Regions from separate parts of the Homo sapiens genome. Here region 1 is linked to region 2. A link is an interaction called in ENCODE POLR2A ChIA-PET data of the cell type or tissue named here. Cell type or tissue: MCF 10A. All regions are shown on one strand. Each heading gives the region's core, and the rest is flanking DNA. Links, peaks and the distances in the headings are about the cores only.

The links. Peaks named below come from ENCODE experiments on the same cell type or tissue, not always from the same donor. Only the 100,000 strongest peaks of a DNase experiment are listed, where the experiment ranks them.
Region 1: POLR2A ChIA-PET joins it to region 2 with 5 read pairs; 2 of 35 experiments call an interaction of 5 or more read pairs at or near these places.

What each region holds. Positions count from the first base shown.
Region 1 is chr20:56,805,828-56,811,200 of GRCh38, reverse strand. No RefSeq gene overlaps it. Among named protein-coding and RNA genes, the nearest start is that of TFAP2C, 180 kb to the right of the region's middle. RefSeq lists enhancers at 1,916-2,544, 3,176-3,805, 3,806-4,436. In MCF 10A, for the core only: no CTCF peak of the experiment used is centred there; DNase peaks (open chromatin) are centred at 890, 1,350 and 2,240.
Region 2 is chr20:57,292,880-57,298,252 of GRCh38, reverse strand. LOC105372687 (a long non-coding RNA gene) reads left to right here. Exons shown (of 12, transcript XR_007067670.1): 7 at 3,870-4,023. Among named protein-coding and RNA genes, the nearest start is that of MIR4325, 26 kb to the left of the region's middle. In MCF 10A, for the core only: no CTCF peak of the experiment used is centred there; no DNase peak of the experiment used is centred there.

The DNA of each region.
Region 1 (5,373 bases), core at 212-5,211, 490 kb after region 2:
CCACCATCTTTGGGTTACTCCCCTCATAGTCTAAACGTGGCTGCCATTGCCCAGTTATTATCTTCTCATACAGCCTCATCTGGAGGGAGTAAAGGACTGCATCTTCTTGATAACTTTTTTCTTCCTTCCTTTTTTTTTTTTTTAATGAGACAGGGTTTCACTGTGTCACCCAAGTTGGAGTTCAGTGGAGTAATCTTGGCTAACTGCAGCCTCGACCTCCCAGACTCACGTGATCCTCCTGTCTCAATCTCCTGAGTAGCTGGGACTACAGGCATGCACCATCACAGATGGCTAATTTTTGTATTTTTTATAGAGACAGAGTTTTGCCATGTTGTCCAGGCTGCTCTTGTACTTCTGGGCTCAAGTGATCTGTCCACCCCCCTCAGCCTCCCAAAGTACTAGGATTACAGGCATGAGCCACTGTGCCTGGCTAATACTTTTCTTTCAAGAGCAGGAAATCTTCCCCAGAAGTCCCCTCAGTAGACACCCCCTCACTTCTCATTGGCTGGAGTTGAATCCCAAGCCCACCCTCAAACCAATCCCTGGCAAGGGGAATGGGCTTATCAGACAAGCAACCCAGTTACTATAGCTGTGTAACAAATTATCCTCAAACTTAGAAGCATAAACATTTTTTATGCTAATGGATTCTGAGTCAAGAATTCGGGTGGCAGAAGCAGCCTGTCTCTGCTTTAAGGTGTCTGGAGCCTCAGTCAGAAGTCTTAAAGGCTGGGGCTAGAATCATCCGAAGGCTCACTCACTCCATATCTGGTGGTAGAGACCGGCTGTTGGCTGGAGGCCTGTTTTTCTTCATGGGCCTCTCCATGTGTTCTACCCATGTGGGCAGGCTTGGGCTTCCTCCCAACATGGTGGCTGGGTTCCAGGGATGAAGGGGGTGGGGGAGAGACAGAGACAAGCAAAAGCTACATCGCCTTTTCTGACCTGACCTCAGGAGTCATTCAGGCTCACTTCCACTGCATTCTAGTCGCCGAAGCAGCCACAGAATCCACCCAGGCTCAAATGACAGGGAAATCAATCACCTCTGCCACTTAACAGAGTGTGGCAAGGCCCCGGAAGAGCATGTGAGGCCAGAGAGATCATTATAGCCATTTGGAGAAAATAGCTTCTGCCACACCTGGGTTGGAGCCTACCTTTCCTGAAACTCACCCTCCCTCGGGGCTGTGGGGGAGAGAAGCGGGGTGCTGTTGGTTAGGTGGGAGAAGGGCGAGCAATTGGTGAGTAGGGAACTGCATCTGCTACAAAAGGGACAGGACCTGTGTGCTGGCTCCAGCCACATGAGCCTCCGTGCATTCCTCCCACATACCACGTTCTTCTGCCTCGGGGCCTTGGCACATGCCGTTCACTCTTCCTGGAACATGCTTCCATTCTTGGCCCATCTGATTCTTCCCCATCTTTCCAAGTGCAGCTTCAAGGGCGTTTCCTCCGACAGTCTTGCTGATCTCCAGCCTGAATCAGGTTCCCTTTCTAGAATCGCCCAGAGCAGACCCTGCTGTTCGCTCCTGGCCTTCTCACGGCGATTAAGAACTCATCACAGGCATGCAGGGTCCTGGTTATAGGTGTGGCCTCTGAACCAGGCACCTCGTATTCAAATCCAGGCCCTGCTCCTCACTGGCTGAGCAACCTCGGGCAAGTCTCTTGACCTCTGTCAGCCTTGGTTCCCTGATTGAGGATCCTAACAATCAACCTACAGGATCAGGTTCTTATGAAGATTAAATGCGATACTAGAGGCAAAGCTCTCAGGTGAGTGCCTGGCACATGGCAGGTGCCTGGTCTGCCCCTATTCTCGAATCTGTTCCGTGTCTCTCTCCCCTGGCAAACTGCAGGAGTGTCTGCTATGCTCACCCCCAGCCCATTCTTCTTAATCCCCAGCATGGCCATGTGGCCCATGTGGTGTCGGCAGTAAATCAATATTTGTTGAATGAATTAATAAATGAATAAATGAGTAAGTCTTCTTCCAACAGAAATGACCTCAGACTTGATTTCAACTAGAAGCCCAGATGAACACACCTGCTCAGATCGTGCATTTGCCCCAGCGTGTGGACTCCTTATTAAGGGCCTTAAGATTCCATGGGAATCCGCAGAGCACAGATGTGTGTATGTGGGGTGCGGGGGGTGAGGTGTGGGTTGGGGGATGCTGGGCGGGAGCAGCGGTTGCCCAGCCTTTGCCAGGGAAGGGCCGGTTGTGTGGGTGGAGCCCATCTGCAAGGCAATCACACTTCAAAAGCAGAGGCTGAAGGCAAGTGGAGACTCGCTCCTGCTTGCTCCTGAGCCTCCAGGGCTTCCCAGCTTCCACCTCTGATCTCGGAAGTCTTACCTGTTCAAGTGGGGGAGGGCAAGGGGCAGCTGGAGCTCCCAAGGTTCTCCGCACCCCACCCTCACTTCAGACCAACACACAATAAGTTATTGTACCAGGACACTTACCAGCAATAAAATGAGTAAAGAAAGTTTTTTTTTCAGCAAACAAGTTATTTCATAGAGGGAGCTCTGGGAAGGGGCAGAGAAGCCTCTGAAGGGAACAAACAAGTGGGGTCAGGTTGGACTCCGCCAGGCTCCCACCTCCTCTCCTCGCTGTGCACAAACCACCCTGTGCCCAGGGATGAAAGCTCCCCAGGAAACCCGGAAACAGCACCCGGGAGGCAGGCTGGCCCTGGGACAGGCCCCCAGCCATGGGTGGGGATGGCTTGGCTGGGTCCTTCCTTGATTTAACTATTTTAATCCAGCAGCTCCTAGAGGCACACACGAGGATAGACATTACCTCTGCAGGAAGGGCTGGAAAAAACTTAGAGGGTTCACTCCCACAGCCCGTGGAAAGCTCAGCAGGCCGGTCAGGTGTGAACTAGGGAAGAGGAAGCACTCCCCTGCCAGGAAAGCCAGAGAGCCCAGCCTCACCTCGGCCCCAGCCGCCTCCCTCCCACCTGAGACACTCACTCCATCTTAGAACCATCTTTCCTGCTCACGCCTCTCCCCAGTCACTGCTTTGAGCAATAAGATGTTAATCCCTTTCCAAGAGGTACAGGAAATTAAAAGCAGAAGCACTGAAGACCTTGTGAGGAACAAATTAATCCCACCACACCCACCCCTTTAACCTGTTCTCCACCTCCCCAGGAGCGCTCCCCCAAATTCCCGCTGTCTTTGTGAGCCATGGTGTGTGCGTGGGGAGCTCCGCTGCCACGGTCTTATTTTGCAGATGAGTAAGTCGGGGCTCAGTGAGGTTTGGAAGTGATTTGGTTAAAGGTGCAGGGACGTTTTGTCACCAGAAATTCACATCCCGTGGAGAAGGTAAGAGGGAGGAGATGACAGTCGGGCAAGTATTATTCCAGAGACATTCTATGAGTTTGCGAGGTCACTTGGCAAATGAGTAGGAGGAAGGGACAGGGATGGAGGAGAAACAGGGCTCCTGAGTTCAAGTTGAGACAAAGGGGTTTCAGAATTTCTGCCTCGGAGGGGCTCAAGGCTAAGCCCAGATGTAAGGGGAGCCTAGGCATGTCTGAAGCCTCCACTCACAGAGGAAGCATGGTTTTTACTTAGAGAGTATGTTAGTTCATTCATTTGTATGTTCATCTCCCCTTGGCACCGCCCCTGAGGTGAGCAATTCAGGAAACTGAGGCCCATTTGCATGCAGCCAGGGTGAGAGGTGCCTATGTCTGTCTGCCCTGGCAGAAAGAAGAACCCCGGGGGATGCAGGAGGTCACGGGTGACAGTGTGTGCCCGGTGGCTGTCCTTATGGCTTTTTTCTTCACTGTTAATCCTCTAATGAGCAAGGTGAAAAGAAACCCGCGCCTGCTCAGCCACCCTGCAGGGAGTTGGCTCACGGGCCTGGGCCTTGGGCTCCACAAAATACTCAGGGAAAAAGAGGCTGAAACTCCTCCTCCTCGTGGAGTTGGGGTTTATAATTACGTTCTCCAGGGCTGAGCCAGCAAGTCGTGTCAAAAACGCAGTGGCTGGCCGTGTCCCTGCCTTGATCAGCTGTCCTGGTGGGCCTGGGGCTCCCTGAATAAACTGCTTTATGCCGCCTGTGCCCTGCAAGTGGGCGGCTGTCCGGCGGGGCGTGACTGCCTCTCCTCACTGTCTCCTAATATCCAGTCTTACCCCCAATCCCCCTGCCTCTGCAGCCCCTCCCCCTCTTGGTCTACACAGCAGGATTTGCTTCTCCATCTGTCAGGGTTATTGGAAGCTTCTTCAGCACGAAAGTACTCAGTGCCTTCTGTGGGCCAACACGCTGCTGGGCTCCGGGGAGACACCATGGGGAACAGACAGACCTGCTCTCACGGACCTTACAGTCTAGTGGGGAAGGAAAAGGCTAGAGGAATAAATATCAAGTTGTAAGTTGTGACGAGCTCAGCCAAGGAGGTAAAGAGGATGCTATGAGAGGCCAGTCACAGTGGCTCACCCCTGCAATCCCAGCACTATGGGAGGCCGAAACAGGAGAATCACTTGAGCCCAGGAGTTTGAGACCAGTCTGGGCAACATGGCAACATCCCATTGCTACAAAAAATGTGAAAATTAGCAGAGTGTGATGGTGTGCACCTGCAGTCCCAGTGACTCGGGAGGCCGAGGTGGGAGGATCACTTGAGCCTGGGGAGGTTGAGGCTGCAGCGAAGTATGGTGGTGCCCCTCCACTCCAGCCTGGGCTACAGAGCAACGCCAGTCTCAAAAAAAAAAAAAAAAAAAGGAGGGTACTATGAGGCCACAGGGACCAAGCTACACTCGCCAGGTGGCCCGGGCAGGCCTCTCTGAGGAAGGAGGGCCAGATAAGGGGCCATGCTGGGGGGAGAAGGAGGTAGCCAGGGACAAGGTCCAACCTGAGGCAGGAGGCAGGGTGCTGAGCTGAGCCCCCGCTGTCCCCAGGGCTCTCTGTGAACTCACTCACTCACTCTCCCGAGGAACGGGTGAGCCAGCATCATCCGTGCCCTGCAAGTAAGACGGCTGCAGAGAGGCCCAGCATTTTGCCTAAGGCTGCTGAGCTTATAAGTGGCAGAGGCAGGATTTGAACACAGGCCACTCACCTGGCCCCAGAGCCAGTGTGTATAATAGGCCACCTCACCCTGGGGGAGGCTGCCGGCATGTGGCGCCACTGCTGCAAAGGCCCTGTGCCTCTGAGGCGCTGGCTACCTGCTTGCCTCTCCCAGAGCAAGCCAGGCAAGGCTTCACCATGGATCAGAAGGCACCCATCTCCCTGCCCAGGGGTGTCGAGCCCCTTGGCACCACAGAAAGGAAGGAAGTGAGGGGATTGAGTCACTATACCTGGGGAAACTGAGGCTGAGAAGAGACTCCAGGTCCTTGGAGATTGGAGGGATGTGGGTCCTGATCCATCGGTCTGTGCCCAGCTGCCTCACCACCGCCTCTCTCCTGATT
Region 2 (5,373 bases), core at 211-5,210:
TATACTTTATTGTTTTGAGACAACGTCTTACTCTGTCACCCAGGCTGGAGTGCAGTGGCATGCTTATGGCTCACCGCAGCCTCAACCTCCCAGGCACAAGTGATCCTCCCACTTCAGCCTCCCTAGTAGCTGGAACTATAGGCATGTACCACCACGCCCAGCTAATTTTTGTATTTTTTTTTATAGAGACAAGGTTTCACCATGTTGCCCAGGCTGGATATTTTTTTAATGGAGTTACAAACTTTACATCAAGCACACACATTGTTAGATAAATGGCTTGATGAATTTTTCCATACATATGGAATAAGAGATAGGACATTTCCATGACCCCGGAGGACTTTCTTGAGCCCCTTTCCAGGCAGCACTTCTCCCCATCCTAGCGGAAAGGTAACCACTGTACCGAATTCTCTCACTGTCGATTAGCTTTGGAACTTTATGTAAATAGAATCATATAGTAAGTTCTGTTTTGTGTCTGGCTTCTTTGTCTCAACACAACGTCCATGAGATTCATTGATGGTTGTTGCTATTTTTCATTGCTGTGTAGTATTCTACTGATGAATATACCATAATTTTTTTTTTTTGAGACAGAGTCTCGCTCTGTTGCCCAGGCTGTGCAATGGTGCAATCTTGGCTCACTGCAACCTCTGCCTCCTGGGTTCAAGCGATTCTCCTGCCTCAGCCTCCTGAGTAGCTGGGATTACAGGCACACGCCAGCATGCCTGGCTAATTTTATTGTATTTTTAGTACAGATGGGGTTTCACCATGTTGGTCAGGCTGGTCTTGAACTCCTGACCTTGTGATCTGCCTGCCTCGGCCTCCCAAAATGCTGGGATTACAGGTGTGAGCCACCGCACCCAGACTACCATAACTTATTTATCCATTCTATTTTTGATGTATATATTTGAGTTGTTTCCAGTTCTTGGCTCTAAGGAACCAAGCTGCTTTGAGTAGTCCTGTGCTTCTCTTTGTGCCGATGTGCGTGCACTTGTCTTGCTCATGCCCTCAAGGAGAGTGTGCACTTAGCTTGAGTGGGTGCTGCCCGGCAGCTCCCAAGGGGTGGAGCCCATGGAGCATCCACCCTGAAACGCAGGAGGGTTCCAGCTGCACCACCTTCTCATCAATAGTTGGTATTTTAAGCTTTTTTTTTTTTTTTTGGCTATCCTAAAAGAATTTTAGTAAAATTCAACTAACAGAATTTCAATAAAAATTATTTAGCACTTTGAGTGGGTAAAACATTCAGACAGCTTCTAGTTCGAAAAGTATGTAAAAGTTAACACTAAGAACCCCCCTCCCACCCTGCCCCCGTCCATCGACCCCAGTTCCCATCCCAATAGGAAAGCCCTATTAATAGTTCATTATTTATCCTCCCAGATATTTTTTATAGATAAAAGGCAATACAAATATATGTATATGTATATATATAGTCCCCGTTTTAACACAAACGGCAGAATATTATGCACTCTTTTCTGCGTCTTGCTTTTTCCATTGAGCCGTCTTTCAAAGCTCCTTTCACTTCAGGACATGAAATTCATGAGTGGATGTGCCGTGATGAGGCCGCCTTGCTGGAAATATTTAGGTGCTGGTTGATCATTTGCTTCTACAGAGAGAATTGCAATAAATAACCTTGTACAAAAATGATCTTGGTCCTGCTCAAGAGCAGAACTGGCCAGGCACGGTGGCTCACGCCTGTAATCCCAGCACTTTGGGAGGCCAAATCTGGTGGATCGTTTGAGCCTAGCAGTTCGAGACCAGCCTGGGCAACATAATGAGACCTGTCTCTACAAAAACTAAAAAACTTAGCTGGGTGTGGTGGCACAGGCTTTGTGGTCCCAGCTACTTGGGAAGATGAGGTGGGAAAATTGCTTGAGCCTGGGAGGTCAAGGCTGCAGTGAGCCATGATCAAGCCACTGCACTCCAGTCTGGGTGACAGAGTGAGACCCTGTCTTAAAAAAATTATCATTCATATTTACTTATTCATTCTTTCATTCATTCAGAAATACCAGAAATATCACTTGGGGTCCTTGTTAGGTGTCAGGCACTGTTTCAAGTACTAGGAGGAAGTGGTCACAGTGGCTCATGCCTGTGATCCCAGCACTCCGGAAGGCCTAGGCGGGCAGATCAGGAGTTTGAGACCAGCCTGGCCAGCATGGTGAAACCTCGTCTCTACCAAAAATACAAAATTAGTCAGGCGTGGTGGTGTGCGCCTATAATCCCAGCTACTTGGGAGGCTGAGGCAGGATAATCACTTGAGCCCAAGAGGCAGAGGTTGCAATGAGCTGAGATCGGACCATTGCACTCCAAACTGGGCAAAAAGAATGAAACTCCATCTAAAAAATAAATAAATAAATAAAAATAAAAGTACTAGGAGGCATCTCAGGACCTAGAACAATTGGACAGTATGCTGTGCATAAAAGATGCTCAATCTAATATTTGTTAGGCAATGAAATGAGTCTCTATAGAGCTTTCCCGCAACACCATTCTTGTTTGCTGGTTGGTTGATTTATTGTTTATGACGGTTTCAACACAAAATCAATTGAAATTCCAGGTTTTACAGTTTGTGAAAATTGTAATCTGTACAAAAAAGTGCACAAATTTGTAAGATTTGCAAAATGTACAATTTATTATTTGTGTGACTTGTAAAAAATATTTAAATTTCTGAGCTTCAGGCTCTGGACTGTACTATGGGGGATAATAACATAACCCACAGGCTTATTCAGGAGGTGGAAGAAAGTGAGCCTTAGAAAGTGCTTAATGTGGTCAGGAGCAGTGGCTCATGCCTGTAATCCCAGCACTTTGGGGGGCCGAGGCAGGTTGATTACCTGAGGACAGGAGTTTGAGACCAGCCTGGCCAACATGGTGAACCCCATCTCTACCAAAAATAAAAAAAAATTAGCCAAGTGTGGTGGGGCATGCCTGTAATCCCAGGTACTCGGGAGGCTGAGGCAGGAAAATTGCTTGAACTCGGGAGGTGGAGGTTGCAGTGAGCTACGATTGCACCACTGCTCTCCAGCCTGGGCGACAGAGCCAGTCTGTCTCAAATAAAATAAAATAAAAAAATAAAATAAAACAGTGCTTAGTGCGCAGTGCCTGCCTGCAGAAAGCCCTCAACAATGGTAGCACTGGTTATGCCTAGGACCTGGACAGCTCTGTGACATTTCATGAACCCAGAATGGCTGAAGAAGAAGCTGTGTGCAAGGAAGACGGGGGGAAAGGAGGATTGTGCCACCTCAGCCTTCCGTCCCCCAATCTGCTCTTTGCTCTTCCACTTTGAAGTGGCCACATCCCAAGGAGGGAGAATCTCATCTGTTGCCCCTTAGATCAAAGTCTCCCTGGTCTGAGCAGCTGGCAGGTCTCTCTAGGTGTCCTGAGGGGGCTGATGGAGCACGGCAGGCCCCACTCCTTGTCTGCCTGCACCTCTGATTAGCAACATATCTCCTAGCACAGCCCTTGGGTCACCTACCTAAAGTCACACTCAATGCCCTGAGATTCCTTTTGCAAAGTATGTGACAGCCCTTTCCAGGTCACTGCAGTGGAATTTGACCTCTGGAGCTGGGCTCTCCCCCTTTCCAGAGTCACAGTATTTCACGGTTTGTTCCCACCCTCCTCCAAAGACAGCAATCATGGCCATTTTCATTTTAATGTGCACTTCTTGTTATGATATTATTTGTCGATTACAAAAGTCATATATTCTCACTATAAAAATATAGAAACATAAGTGGAGAAAGTGAATCCTTTTCTCTAGAAATGAGCAGTTTGTGAAAATTCCTTTAGAATGTATTTGCCTACCCTGACCATATTTTTTAAACTAAAATGGAATAACTGCATATTGTTTAGTCACCTTCTTCTTCTTGTTTCCTTTTTAACTTTAGGCACATCTTGGACATTATTCCAAATAGAGTCATCCTTTTTTAACCGCTGCAAAGAATCCCATCATATGGATGATCTGTAACAGGGGTCCCCAACCCCTGGGCGAGGACTAGCACCGGTCTGTGGCCTGTTAGGAATGGGGCCACACAGCAGGAGGTGAGTGTTGGCAGAGAGTGAGCATTACCATCTGAGCTTCGCCTCCTGTCAGATCAGCAGTAGCATCAGAGTCTCACAGGAGCATGAACCCCGTTGTGAGTTGCACATGCGAGGGATCCAGGCTGTACACTCCTTATGAGACTAACTAATGCCTGATGATCTGAGCTGGAGCAGCCTCATCCCAAAACCATTCCCCCCACCTCCTCCCAGTCCGTGGAAAAATGGTCTTCCATGAAACTGGTCCCTGGTGCGAAAAAGGTTGGGGACAGCTGATCTACAGTATATTGTTCCCACCCCATGGTTTGATATTTAAGTGGCTGCCAATTCTTTGCCATTACAAATAGCTCTGCAGCAACAAACAGCATTATACGCATATGATATGACACTTGAGGAATTGTAAAATTGAAAGTTGGAGTTACAATTGTAAAAATAGAATCTGGGCCAAATAATAGCCGTAATATCAATCAAGTGCCCACTGGATCCAGGCATGGTTTAATGCACTTCCCGTTTACTAATTAATTTGATCCTCACAATGATCTATGAATCAGGCATTGTCAGTCCCATTTCCAGGTGTAAAAATGGAGGCACGGAGAGGTTAAATAATTGAGATCACATGGCTGGTAAGAAGTATGTTTCACCTTCTGACCCATATTCCAACACCGACTTCCAGAAAGAGTGTATCCAGGTGTGCTGTTGTGAACTCGGCCTTCCTCCACTATAGCAGAAGCAGAACACAGAGGCCCACAGCTCACAACGACCGAGCACTTCATGTAGATTCTGCCATTGCAATACTTACAGCCACCCCATTAAGTAGGAACCCTCCTTACCCCACTTTACTGTTGGGGAAACCAAGGCACAGAGCTTAAATGTTCACTTGTGATCAGCCTGCTGGTATAACCAGATTTGGAATTATGATCTGTTGAATTAAAGAGAATTCACATGAAAGTGGTTTAAGAAGTTTATGGGCACCCAAGACTCCTGGTCCACTAGATGACCCCTCTCCCCCAGGCATTCCCTTTGTACATCATTGGTGGATTTGGTGTCATTTGTGGATGGCAGTGACAGTGCCCTTGGAGATCTATGGGGGTGGTTGGGATGATTTCGGCACAGATGTCAAAGTTGAGCAGGCTTCTATCTGTGAGAGGGCAAAACTGTCCTCCAGGCGAGGGTTTGATACCACTTAGTGGGAAGGGAGGGAGGGCAGAGATTCCCCCAAAGTTGAGGAAGGGAGATGGGAGGGATCCTTGCTCTGAGATAGCCTCCAGGTGAGTACCTCCTGGGGCAGCCATCTGTGTGCCCCTCCCCATCCGCTGTCCCCTCCCCTGCACACTGGTCTGGGCTCCTCAGCTT